Linked DNA regions of Homo sapiens: region 1 is linked to region 2. A link is an interaction called in ENCODE POLR2A ChIA-PET data of the cell type or tissue named here. Cell type or tissue: OCI-LY7. All regions are shown on one strand. Each heading gives the region's core, and the rest is flanking DNA. Links, peaks and the distances in the headings are about the cores only.

The links. Peaks named below come from ENCODE experiments on the same cell type or tissue, not always from the same donor. Only the 100,000 strongest peaks of a DNase experiment are listed, where the experiment ranks them.
Region 1: POLR2A ChIA-PET joins it to region 2 with 5 read pairs; 4 of 35 experiments call an interaction of 5 or more read pairs at or near these places.

What each region holds. Positions count from the first base shown.
Region 1 is chr1:84,129,940-84,135,630 of GRCh38, forward strand. It overlaps a transcript of PRKACB not described here. Among named protein-coding and RNA genes, the nearest start is that of PRKACB, 11 kb to the right of the region's middle. In OCI-LY7, for the core only: no CTCF peak of the experiment used is centred there; no DNase peak of the experiment used is centred there.
Region 2 is chr1:84,702,347-84,708,800 of GRCh38, forward strand. No RefSeq gene overlaps it. Among named protein-coding and RNA genes, the nearest start is that of SSX2IP, 15 kb to the left of the region's middle. In OCI-LY7, for the core only: no CTCF peak of the experiment used is centred there; a DNase peak (open chromatin) is centred at 2,725.

The sequences.
Region 1 (5,691 bases), core at 1-5,000, 570 kb before region 2:
CCTGTAATCCCAGCACTTTGGGAGGCCCAGGCAGGCAGATCACGAGGTCAGGAGATGGAGACCATCCTGGCTAACAGGGTGAAACCCCATCTCTACTAAAAATACAAACAATTAGCTGGGTGTGGTGGCGGGCACCTGTAGTCCCAGCTGCTGGGGAGGCTGATGGCATGAACCTGGGAGGCGGAGCTTGCAGTGAGCCAAGATCGTGCCATTGCACTCCAGCCTAGGCAACAGAGCGAGACTCCGTCTCAAAAAAAAAAAAAAAAAAAAAAAAAGAGAAACTCTCTTTCTCTAATGAGAGACCCTGTAAGGAAATCCCTGGTGACAAGGAAAAAAATCAATGAAATTCCATTTGTTTGTTTGTTTTCTGGTCCTGCTTTGAGACAAGATATACTCCTAAAACTGCACTCCTGTGTCAGTGGCAGTAGCAACAATGACCAAACAAGTACCTCAAATTATGAGAAAGAATGGAGACAACCCAGAAAAGAGTCAGTGAATTAGAACAGAAGATCAGGAGAAATTGTCTATTGTAAACAACAGGAAAACATTTGTTTAATAAAGGGAAAAGAGCCTTAAGAATCTGTAAAACAATATAAAAATGTCTAACCCTACAGGTCTTTGAAATCACAGTAGAAGAGGAAAGAGATTGCTGCAGAAATTTCTAAAAAAATTGAATATGTAATGGCTGAAAACTTCTCAAATTTCGCAACTGACATAAATTTACAGATTGAAGAAGCTTAGTGAATGCCAAGAAAACAACATCCAAAGATATAACCAAATTACTGGAAACCAAAGAGATAATTCATCAACAGCAATGCTGCTTTAAAAGAAATGCTAAGGAAAGTTATTTAAACAGAAAATAAGTGATACCAGAGAGAAACTTGGAACTTCATGAAGGAAAGGAAAGCAACAAAAATAATAAATATCTGGATAAATATAATAAATTGTTTTTTCTCCTCTTAAGTTCATTAAGATATGTATAATGGTAGAAATAAAAAGTTAACAATATTGTCTGTTGGGGTTTCCAATGTGTATAGGTCGGAAACAACTAATAATATGAAGGAGAAGACTTTAAAGAGAACCAAATGTCTGTAAGGTTTATAAGTTACCCATGAAGTGATAAAATTTTAATTCTAGCTGGGTGCGGTGGCTCACGCCTGTAAACCCAGCATTTTGGGAGGCTGAGGCAGGGGGATCACCTGAGGTCAGGAGTTTGAGAACAGCCTCACCAACATGGAGAGACCTCCCTCTCTACTAAAAATACAAAATTAGGTAGTCGTGGTGGCGCGTGCCTGAAATCCCAGCTACTCAGGAGAATCGGTTGAACCTGGGAGGCAGGGGTTGCAATGAGCCGAGATGGCACCACTGCACTCCAGCCTGGGCAATAAGAGCAAAACTCCATCTCAAAAAAAAAAAAATTAATTCTAAGTAGACTTTGAAAAATGAAGTACATATACTGAAATCTCTAGAACAACATCAAAAAAAGGGAAAAAAGCAACTCTGCAAATTTGCAGATGTTCAAGTAATTCAAAAGAAGGCAGAGAATGAGAAATGGAAGTGAAAAACAGAGAGAAGAGACTCCATTTTCAGCAGTGACATGTAAAGAACCTAGAATCTACCACTAGCATTCTTACAAGATAAAGCTAAAAAATTGAGAATCAGTGTTTTGTTGTTTTCTTCCCCCCATCAGAGAACTGAGATTGCAGGGCAACCACTAGCCTGAAATCTGGAGAGAAAAGCAAATCCAGAGACTCATGGCCGAGATCTGCTTACTTAGAGCCAAAGCCACTGGAGCCATAAATTGGTGGGAACATTTAAATGATAGTTTTGACAAACTGCTGGAGGCTGAGTGTGGACTAACATGGGAGTGTGACACCTCTGGGAGCAGCAGTCTTAGGGAGGCCCCCACACTTTCATGGGTTTTGCTTCTATGTATTTTATCAGGTACTTCATATTCTGATGAAGATCCTGGAAAAGGTCCCCTCGTAGTTCTTGCAGAGAGAGGGAGGGTAATCATTATGAAATATACCCAGAGTATTCTCCAACAAAGGTCTACTCTGTAGGGGAAAATATATTATTAGACCCCTATCCTGGTTTGGGGAGGGCATTTCTCCCACTTCAGCTCACTCTAGCCTTCCTGTGTCGGTTTCAGTGGGGGAAAATGTATACCACTGGAGAAAAGCCCATGAAGGTCACAGCTCAGAGAAAATAGGCAAAGTAAAAAATAAAGGTTTAATCCTAAAATTATAGACTGTATTTCATTCCCCATACCTTACTACCATACCAACAGAGCTCTGGTATAATAACAATGCATTTCAGCTGGAAGAGTTGCAAGAATGGACTCTTTTTCTGAGGAATAGTACTGAGATAAGCTCAAAGTCAATGGATGAGACAAACATAAGGATACTAGAGGAACTTGAAGTTTCTGACATCTATAGCAAACATTAAACACAGCTTACCTCCTGGCCAGATTAACAAATCCACATCATATGTTTACCTTTGTTCTTATTACTCAATGCAACATGGTGAACTTTCAACAAAAAAAATTAGAAGGCACACCTAAAGGCAAGAAAAAACAGTCTGTAGAGATAAAGCAGGAATCAGAACCAGACTCAGATGTTACAGATATGCGAATTATCAGCTAAGGAATATAAAAAAACCATGATTAATATGTTAAGGGCCATAATGGAAAAAATAGACATCATGTAAGAGCACAGGAGATACATAAAGCAGAGAGACACTAAGAAAAGATCAAAAGGAAATGCTAGGCATAAAAAACACTATAACAGAAATGAAGAATGCCATTGATAGGCTTATCAATAGAATGGGCACTGCTGGGGAAAGAATCAGTGAGGCAAAAATAGGTCAATAGGAACTCCCTAAAGTGAAATATAAAGAGAAAAAATAATGAGAAAACAAAAACAGAGCATCCAAGAATGGTGGGACATTTTAAAAAGGTATATGATTTATCTATCATTGGAATACCAGAAGAAGAAGGAAGAAAAAAGAAGAAATATGTGAAGTAATAATGGCCAAGAATGTTACAAAATCAATGACAGACTTTAAAATATAGATCCAGGAACCTCAGAAAATATCAAGCAGAATGAATGATAAAGTAAGTAAACCGTGCACATTATATTTAAAAACTGCAGAAAACCAAAAACTAAGAGAAAATCTTGGAAGAAGCAAGAGCTTGGAGGGGAAAATAAAAACTTACCTATAGAAGAACAGAATAAGAATTATGGCAGACTTCTCATCACCATGCAAGCAAGAAAAGAGTAGAGTAAAATATTTTAAAAGTTGAAAGAAAAAAAATACCAACTGACCTATAATTATATATCTGTGAAATTAACCTTCAAAACTGAAGGACAAATAAAATAAATACCTTCTCAAACAAATACTAAGGTTATTCATTGCCAACAGACCTGAAACTCAGATCTACATAAAGAAAGGAAAATAATGATAAAAGGAAAAAAATGAAGGTAAAATAAGGATCTTTTATTTTTCTTATTCCTCATTGATCTAAAAGAAACTGTATAAAGTAACAGTAGGAACAACATGCTGGGTGATAATGAAACAGGAAGTTTTCCCTGATGCCTTCGTGGTGGTGGGGGAATTGGAGTGCTGGTGCTGGAGCTAGTTGGCGGCTTTGGTCAGCTTCACTTGGCTTTACTCTGCTTCACTTGGCTTTACTCGGCTTCACTCGCTCAGATCTGCTGCCCTCTACCCCTTGCGGGAGGGGGAGCACAGCTGAGCCAGTGCAGGAGCCAAGACGAGTGCTTCTGGGCACTGCCAGGAGCCAAACTCCATGCGGGCCATGGCAACACCTAGTGAGGGAGTACCTGCAACCCCTCAAAGCCCCAGAAGTAATGTTACAGTCAGTACTCTTTTAGCTTTGCCATCCATGGATGGCTTAAGTGTTTAACAGTTCAGTGGACCCTTTGCCTGTTCACAAGTTCAGAGAGTGTGATAGCCTTGTGTATCCTGAGCTCTTGTCCTGCGTACAGGAAAGATTAGGTTGCATGAATGAATTGAAGGACAGTAAGTGTGGGGGATTTTATTGCTGATGGAAGTGGCTCTCAGCGGGAAAGGGAGCTGGAAAGAGGATGGAGTGGGAAAGTAGTCTCCCCTTGAAGTCTCTCTGGCTAGACTCTTCTCCAAAGTCCCACTGTCAAGCCATTCCTCTGAAGTCAAGCTGCTTCTCTCCAACGTTCAGCTGCTGTTTCTCCTCTCCATGTTTGGCTGCTTCTCCTTCTCTGCCAGCTGGGTCAGGGGTTTTTATGGGTATAGGATTTGGGGCAGGGCAGGCCATGGGTGGTTTTGGAAAAGGCAACATTCAAGTGAGAAAACAGGAATGTATGTTCTCACTTTGGGCCGTGCTTCCAGGCTTGAGGATGGGGCCTTCGCTGGGGACCCTGCCCTTTTCTGCCTAGAATTTTTCTGCCTCCTGTTCCTACCAATAATACCATATGGATAAGGGAAATGAATGACTGCAATGTTAAAAGAGATAGGAGAAAGTATTTGGGAATACTCTATTACAAAGTACCTGTACTGCAAAGAAAACAGTGTAGTGTTATTTGAAGGTGGACTTAGATTAGTTAAAAATGAATACTGCAAACTGCGGGACAACTAAAAAGGATTCTAAAGAGAGATATAAGTGAAATGTTAAGAGATAAGATTAAATAGAATCATAAAATGTTCATTTAAAACCAGAAGAAGAAGAAAAATAGGACGGGGAAGAAAGAATAAAGTCAACAGTTAGAAACAGTTACAAACAAGGTGGAATATAACTATGTCAGTAGTCACTTTAAATGTGAATGGTGTAAACATCCATTAAAAGACAGTTCAGAGTGGATAAAAAACGAAACTTAGTTTAGAAAAGCAAGACTTCCTCCCATCTCTTATGACATGGCAGTTATTCATTTTCCTTGTCCATATTGAAATTATCACCCAGTATGTTGTTACTATTGTTACTTTAAACAGTTTCCTTTAGATCAGTGGGGAATATGAAAAATAAAAGATTCTTATTTTACTTTCATCTTTTCTTTTATGATTTTTTAAGGCAAGCTATGCATTGTCTGTAAGAAACTCACTTTAAATATAAAGAATAGGTAAGGTAAAAAGGAGCGAGATGGAGAAAGATATACCATATAATCACTAACCAAAAGGAAGCTGAAGTAGCTGTATACATTTCAGAGAAAACAAACTTCAGAGCAATAAACATCAGGGATTTAAAAAGGTTGGGGGAGCATTACATACGTATTTGGCAGTCAATTCTCCAAAAAGTCTTATCAATCCTAAATATATGAACTTAACAACAAAGTATCAAAATACTTGAAGCAAAAGCTGACAGAAGTGAAATGAAAAACAGCCAACTCCACTATTATAGTTGAAGACTTCAACACTCTTCTTTCAATAATTGATATAGATTAAGCAGGCAGAAAATCAGTGTAAGTAGGTAATTGACCTGAGCAGTACTATCAATTTGATGTAATTAGCATTCATTAAATGCTCCATTTAACAAGAGCAAAATATACATTTTTTTCTTCAGCTTATAGGAGCATTTACCAAGATAGACCACATTCTTGGCCATAAACCACATTTAACAAATCTTTTAAGATAGTAATCATGCAAAGTATGTTCTTAGACTACAGTGGAATTAAACTAGAAATCAGTAACAGGAAGAAAGCT
Region 2 (6,454 bases), core at 725-5,724:
ATTAGCTCATTTAATCCTCACAACAACCTTCTTAGGTATCATTATTGCTTTCATTTCCAGATGAGGAATTTAACAGGGAGAGGTTAAATAATTTGCACAAGATTATATATATAGTTAGTTAATTTCAGAGCTAGGATTTACCGAGTTCTCCTTTTAGCCACCATGTCATTACCAATCTGTTTAGGACTGCTTAATCTCTTTTGCTCTCTGTCATTTTTATTCAAAAGATGATGATTAAGAAACGGACATCTTCAAACTGGGATAAACCTGCACTTCCCCGCAGCTCCCAACCCCCAGCCCCTCCCCCAAGATACATGAAGACTCTCCTCCAGTGGTGCAGAGCAGGATAGTTTCAAGAGAATCAATTCCATGTCCTTGATCCTTTTCTACGCTTTCCTAAAACCGATCTGCCTGAGAATGTGCATGTGGTCTCCATTCCATTCCCCTTTCACAATGGCCATTTCCCACTTGGCAAAAAGTCATTCTTCTCACAGATCCCACATCTTACTAGAGTGTATTGTCCCAGGTGCACACAATATGGCAAAGTAGAAGCCTGTGCGGGCATTGAGAAAGAGAACGCCTGTGATGACTGGGGAGCAAAATTGCCACCTGATAGAGCATTAGAAATAATGTAAATAATCTATCATTGCATGATATTTGGCATATAATTGAAAGGAATTCACAGAATTGAGTAACACTGCTACAACAAGTTCTCCCATTCCCATCTACTCAATTTCTGTGAACAAAGTACCTTAGCATTTATATCTACAAAGACAGAGTCAAACACATGAATACAATTGGGGAGGAGCTTTGTTTCCTTCTAGCTATAAATAATATTCATCCATCACTACCTTGGAAAAGAAAAAGTTCCTTCCATATAATCAATGCATACACTTTTATTTTTTGTTAAATATACTTGTTAATTTATAATATAGTTACTGTTTGATCAATTGTATATTACTAATAATTATAAGGATAACTCCACCCAGAGATACTTTTAACACCTCAATCTTTAGAGTCACAAGAAAGTAAAATTATATAAATATGTAGTTATAATGTCTGTTGTAAAGAATGACATACTGATCAATAAAAATTTTTCAAGCATGAAAATATCAACATGATAACATTCTGTGGGGAAAATGCAGTGAAAATATGAGTTCAAGAAGAAAAGGGAACAATGCAAATTTTCTGACTGTGAAAGAAGAACTGGTTCATGTATATTTAAAATGAATAATGTTGAGTAACAAATCACCGTGGGATTTAGATTCTTCAGGGTAAATTTAAAAGAGTGAGCTAACAGCTTTATTTTAAAATATCATGAATTGCAATATGCTGGAAATAACACCCTTTGCAAACTTGTGATGAAAAATTATACTGTAGGTGGCAATAAAAGATGTGGAAGGGATGCAAGGTTTTCCAAGGTTTCGCAGAGCAGCATGTGGGCAAAAATGTTTGAAGACCACTGATCTTGAAGACCACAGAAGATCTCCACAGGATGCTTAAAATCTAGTCCAGATAATTATTAACACAAACATTTTACATAGAAAAACATAGATCCCATGTGAAATAAAATGCTATTGGTTTCTGCTTTGAATGCCCAAGGAATTCAGCCAAATGCTTACAAATGAGAACTGGGCTTTGAGCTGTGGCAATCACTTTTTCCTGTGCTATCCTTTTATCTCTTCAGTCACTGTGTATAGCTATGTCTGCCACATTGTGAGTTTCAGGAACACAATAACACAAACATAGCCTTTAAGATAAAGAAAAGTGCCACAAGATTTCCATGTGAATTCCCTGTCAGTATATGCCTGGCCTGTAAGCTATTGGAGATATATGTTTTCCTAACTCCAGTTTAGGACCCAAGACCTGATACATGAAATTGTTCCTTGGAGGTTAAACTGGCAGTTTACTGGAATTGGAAATTTCCTGACAATCCAGAGCCCTGGAACAAAATAAGTAGATATAATAGGCATCATGTCTGCTATCTTAGAGTGACCATCTTATAACTTACCCTAGTACAAAAGTTGGACTCTGGAAAGTTTGGGTTCTCATTTAATGCTGCTAACTAGTTGTGAAATCATTAGTAAATAACTCTGGGCTTCATTTTCTTTTTCTGTGAAATAAATGTGAATACTTACATTTATTTTGCTTCCCTTCTGCACAGAAACTCTATTTGTTCACGAATTCAACAAATCTCTATGAGCCCTTCCTCTGTACTGGCACCGTGCAAGGGGCTGGAGATTCCAAATTGAGTTAGACAAAGTCTCTTCCCTCAAGGAGCCTCTGGGCTGTGAGGATGGTAGGACTGCTTGCTTGTTTGCAGATACTTAACAATATAAAGTGATAAACGCTGCCACCGAGCTGTGTGGAGGGCATGATGGTAGCTCAGTGGAGATGAGCATCAAGGTAGAGAAGACTTACAGAGGAGGAAACACTTGACTCTTTCTTTCTAGGGGTCTATTTAATGCTTAAATTTTTTTTCAATTCCATTGCTTAAAAAAATGAAGTAATATATTCATAGAGTATAAAATTCAAAATGTACAAAAGGACATGCTGTGAGAAGCTTCTCTTCTACTCCTCACCAAGCCACCCAGTTTCTCTTCTCAGGAACAACCAGGAGTGTCTGTTTCTTGTTTATTCTTTCAGGGACTTGAATTATTTCTTAAAAGATGTATGCAAGGTACTCAAGTGAAAAAGAGGAAGCTGAGCATTGCAGACAAAGAGAACAGCATGAGACTGTTGGGGAGTAGGACCCATGAGGCGGAAGGCAGTGAGAGAGTCCTCTCCAGGAGGGGCCTTACCATGCTAAGGAATTTGGATCTGATCCTGAAGCATTAGGAAAGCCATTAGTAGATTTAGAGCAGAGGATCTGCCTGATGAAATTAATGATTTACAAGGAACACTCTGGCAGAAATGTGAAGAATGGATTGGAGAGAGGCGAGATCAGTGAAAGATACCAGTTAGGAGGCAATTGTAATTGTCCAAGGAAGAACTAATGAGGACTTAAATCAAGACAGAATCGGTGTGGATTGGAAGGGGGGCCAACTCTGGTTGTTAAGGAAGAAGGATGAACAGCATTTTTGGATCAATTGGATTCCAATGAATTTAATTCCTGTTCTCTCCTTATCTAAGAATTGCCTAAGAGTCACATGCCAAGAATAATCAGAATTAATTGCCCTCTCCCTTTAAGCAGTCACCAAGGCACCCAGTCTTGTCTTAAATATCTAGCTCAGTGACCTTAAGATATCTAAGCCTCCCAGGTCAAATTTCATCACTCAAATCTCTATTCCCCGCTGTCATCAGAAAAACCCCTCCAACCACACTCCTCTCTGAACAGTCCCTTCACCTTGCAGCTCGAAAGGAAACTTTCCCCTGAGCACTCGGAATTCCCTGCAGTGGTGGCCAGTTTTCTCTCACCTGTCACTTCCCACTGTTCCAGAGGTGATGCAGATGTCTTCCCTACTCCTCACTGTCACTTCCAAACTGCTGTCCCTTCCTTGCCCTCCCCCATCGGGTCCTTTGCCACTCATGCCATCAACCTGCTCCTCCCTACAGGCCTCCTGGCTGTAGCCCTCCCCTGTCCTCCTGATCACTACCACACATTTCTTGGAAATGTCAACACCAAGTTTATTGTCTTTCTCTCTTGCATTCTTTTGTCATTATTCCTGGTGATTTCAGTATCTACACAGATGGCCCATCCAAGCCCATGGCTTCTCCATTCCTCTATCTCTTTATTCCAGTGCATCTGGTCTTCCACCATTCCCCTTCAGCCACCATCCTCCATGGTTAGCTGCAGACCTTGTCATTTACAACAATTGCATTCTCTCACTTATATTAGTTTCAAGCATCTCATTTGTATATTTTCAGCTCATGCTTGTACCCCAGCTCAAAAAATTCTTTTACTCCACTAGGTACCTTGTTCATGTGACTCCTGACCCTGAAGGGGATAGGGGTTTAAGTAATGAAATAAGGTCACTGAGATAAATATTTAAGACAAGACCGGGTGCCCTGGTGGCTGCTTAAAGGGAAGGGGGCAATTAATTCTGATTATTCTTGGCACTTGATGCTTAGGCAATTCTAAGGTAAGGAGAGGACAGGAATTAAATTCATTGGAATCCAATTGATCCAAAAATGATTTTCACTGTTTATCTCCATCCCTCAAAACCCATTCTCTCCTTGCCTGGCTTAGATTCTGTGGTCCTTTATATAATCACTCCTTTAAATATGCTCTTAGCTTTCTTGGCCCTGTAATATCCCATTATGTTATTCTGAACAAAGTCCCAACTCTGGTAATAGTTCCATCTCTACCTTCTGTGCTCCTTCTCCTGAGAATCTAAATGTGTCTCAGGAGAAACATGGTTACCCTGACCTCAAACATTAAGTCGGCCCTCAAAGCTGCTTGGTGGTCCTTCAGCATTTTCCTAGTCAATTTATTCTTTGACTCTCCCAGACTATTTCATTCCTTCTCCAAACTCCATCACCCTCCTCATCAATTATGAATCTTATTTCTCTCAGAAATATATAAGCAACAGAAGAGGCTCTTAGTATCACATTTACCCCCTTCTTTCCTCTCTTCCTCTATCCACACTCTGCTTTTCCTTCTGTTGCAATGGATGAGCTGCTCACCTTTCTGCCTAAAACCATCAACTTCACTTGTGCACAGGATGCTCCCTCTTTATCTCACTCCCATTGTTACCCATTGCTTTCCTATATTATATGTTCAAATTTTTATCTCTCAGTTGAATCATTCCCACTAGCAAATGAACATCATTTAAAAAAAGCCTACCTTAACTCCATAGCTCCTCCAACTACCACATCATTTTTCTGCTTCTCTTTATAGAAAAACTCCTTAAAAGATTGTCAATGCTCAGTGACTCCACTTCTTTACTAATTAGGCTTACATTCCACCATGGAAACCTCTTTTGTCAAGTTCATGTTACCAAATCAAATGGTCAGTCATAAGTCCTCAACTTCTCATCTTACTCAGTGAGTGACACAGTTGAAACAATTTTTTTCACTTCATTTACATACCCCAGCAATCTCCTGTTTTCCTCTTTTCTCATTGGCCATTCTTCTGTTTATCTTGCTCATTCTTATTCTTTGACCACTAAAGTTTGGAGTATACAGTAGACACACTCTAAGGTGAGGCTCAATGGATCATGCCTTGTATAATACACACCCCTTAAGTGTAAGTAGAACTTGTGTCTTGCTTCTAGCCAATAAAATATGGCAACAGGGGAGGGACTTTGCAGATATAATTAAGGTCCCAAATCAGTTGAATTTGAGTTGACTAAAAGGAGATTATCCTGAGTGGGGCCTGACCGTAATTCTTTTCTAAGAATGGTAGCCTAAATTCCTTTTAGGCATAAGCTCAGGGGTTATTTTTATGGTGGGATGGGAGATGGGTGAGGGTAAGCTGGGATAGAGAGTTTGAAGAAGTGATAAGGGTTTAGAATAGCTGTTGTAAAGAATGAGTTTCACAAGAATGCCAAGTCCTTATAGCAGTGGTCTACATGGAATATCTGGCATCCTCTAAGTAGTTAAAATTCCTAGGCTTTTACTGAATAAAGGATATACAGTAAAGAAAGTAATAAATGGTGGCTTAATTAAATACATGTTATCAAATTCCTCATCTTGAACCATTTTAAAGGTTGTAGGTTATGTCCTTTAACTTGGCAAATAAACTAAACCCTTATATACAATTTATTTTTATAACATAAACCTTTCTATTGCAGTGTATTTTTCACTGTGATCCTTCCAGCCCTGATGGTATCCAAATTACCTATCCTTCAAACTTGGACTTGAAGGCAAACAAGGCTTCGATATTGAAGGCAGAGGAAAAAGGAACTCGGAGCAGTGAGAGGAGCATGAATAAAGGCTGGTAGCGACGGCTCTGCTTGCATTAGTCAGAATTCCTTCTGTTGTAGGTGTCAGGAATTCAACTTAAACCAACTTAAGCAAAAACTGAAATTGGATTTCAAAACTGGGAATACTAGAGATGGATCTGGTCTTAGGCATGATTGGATCTAGCATTTCAAACAGTGTCACTGGGACCCCCTGCAGTAGGACTGCCCTTACACTCTGGCAAGCAAGGCCCCTCTGCTGAGCCCTGAGCCTCAGGGAGTCCTGTCACTTGGACATCCTTGGACACATTTTCAAGTCTTCCTTTGAATTAGCAGTGCCAATGGGGCAGAGTACCCTGGGCTAAGACCAGATACCATATGCATCCCAGCTGCTGGAAACATCTTCATCAGAATGTTTTAAGTCCTGTCTGTGACTGGGATTGACCAGGGCCAGTAGAGTTACCTGAACCTGGATCAGGATCCAAGTGGGCCCCTTCCCCTGTTTTGTGCTTTTGGGGTGGTCTCAAACCTGCTATCCTGTGTGTGGAGTCAAACAGATGCCCCAACTAGCTCCAGGACTCATACTCCTAGGGTCATCCTTAGGTTCTGAG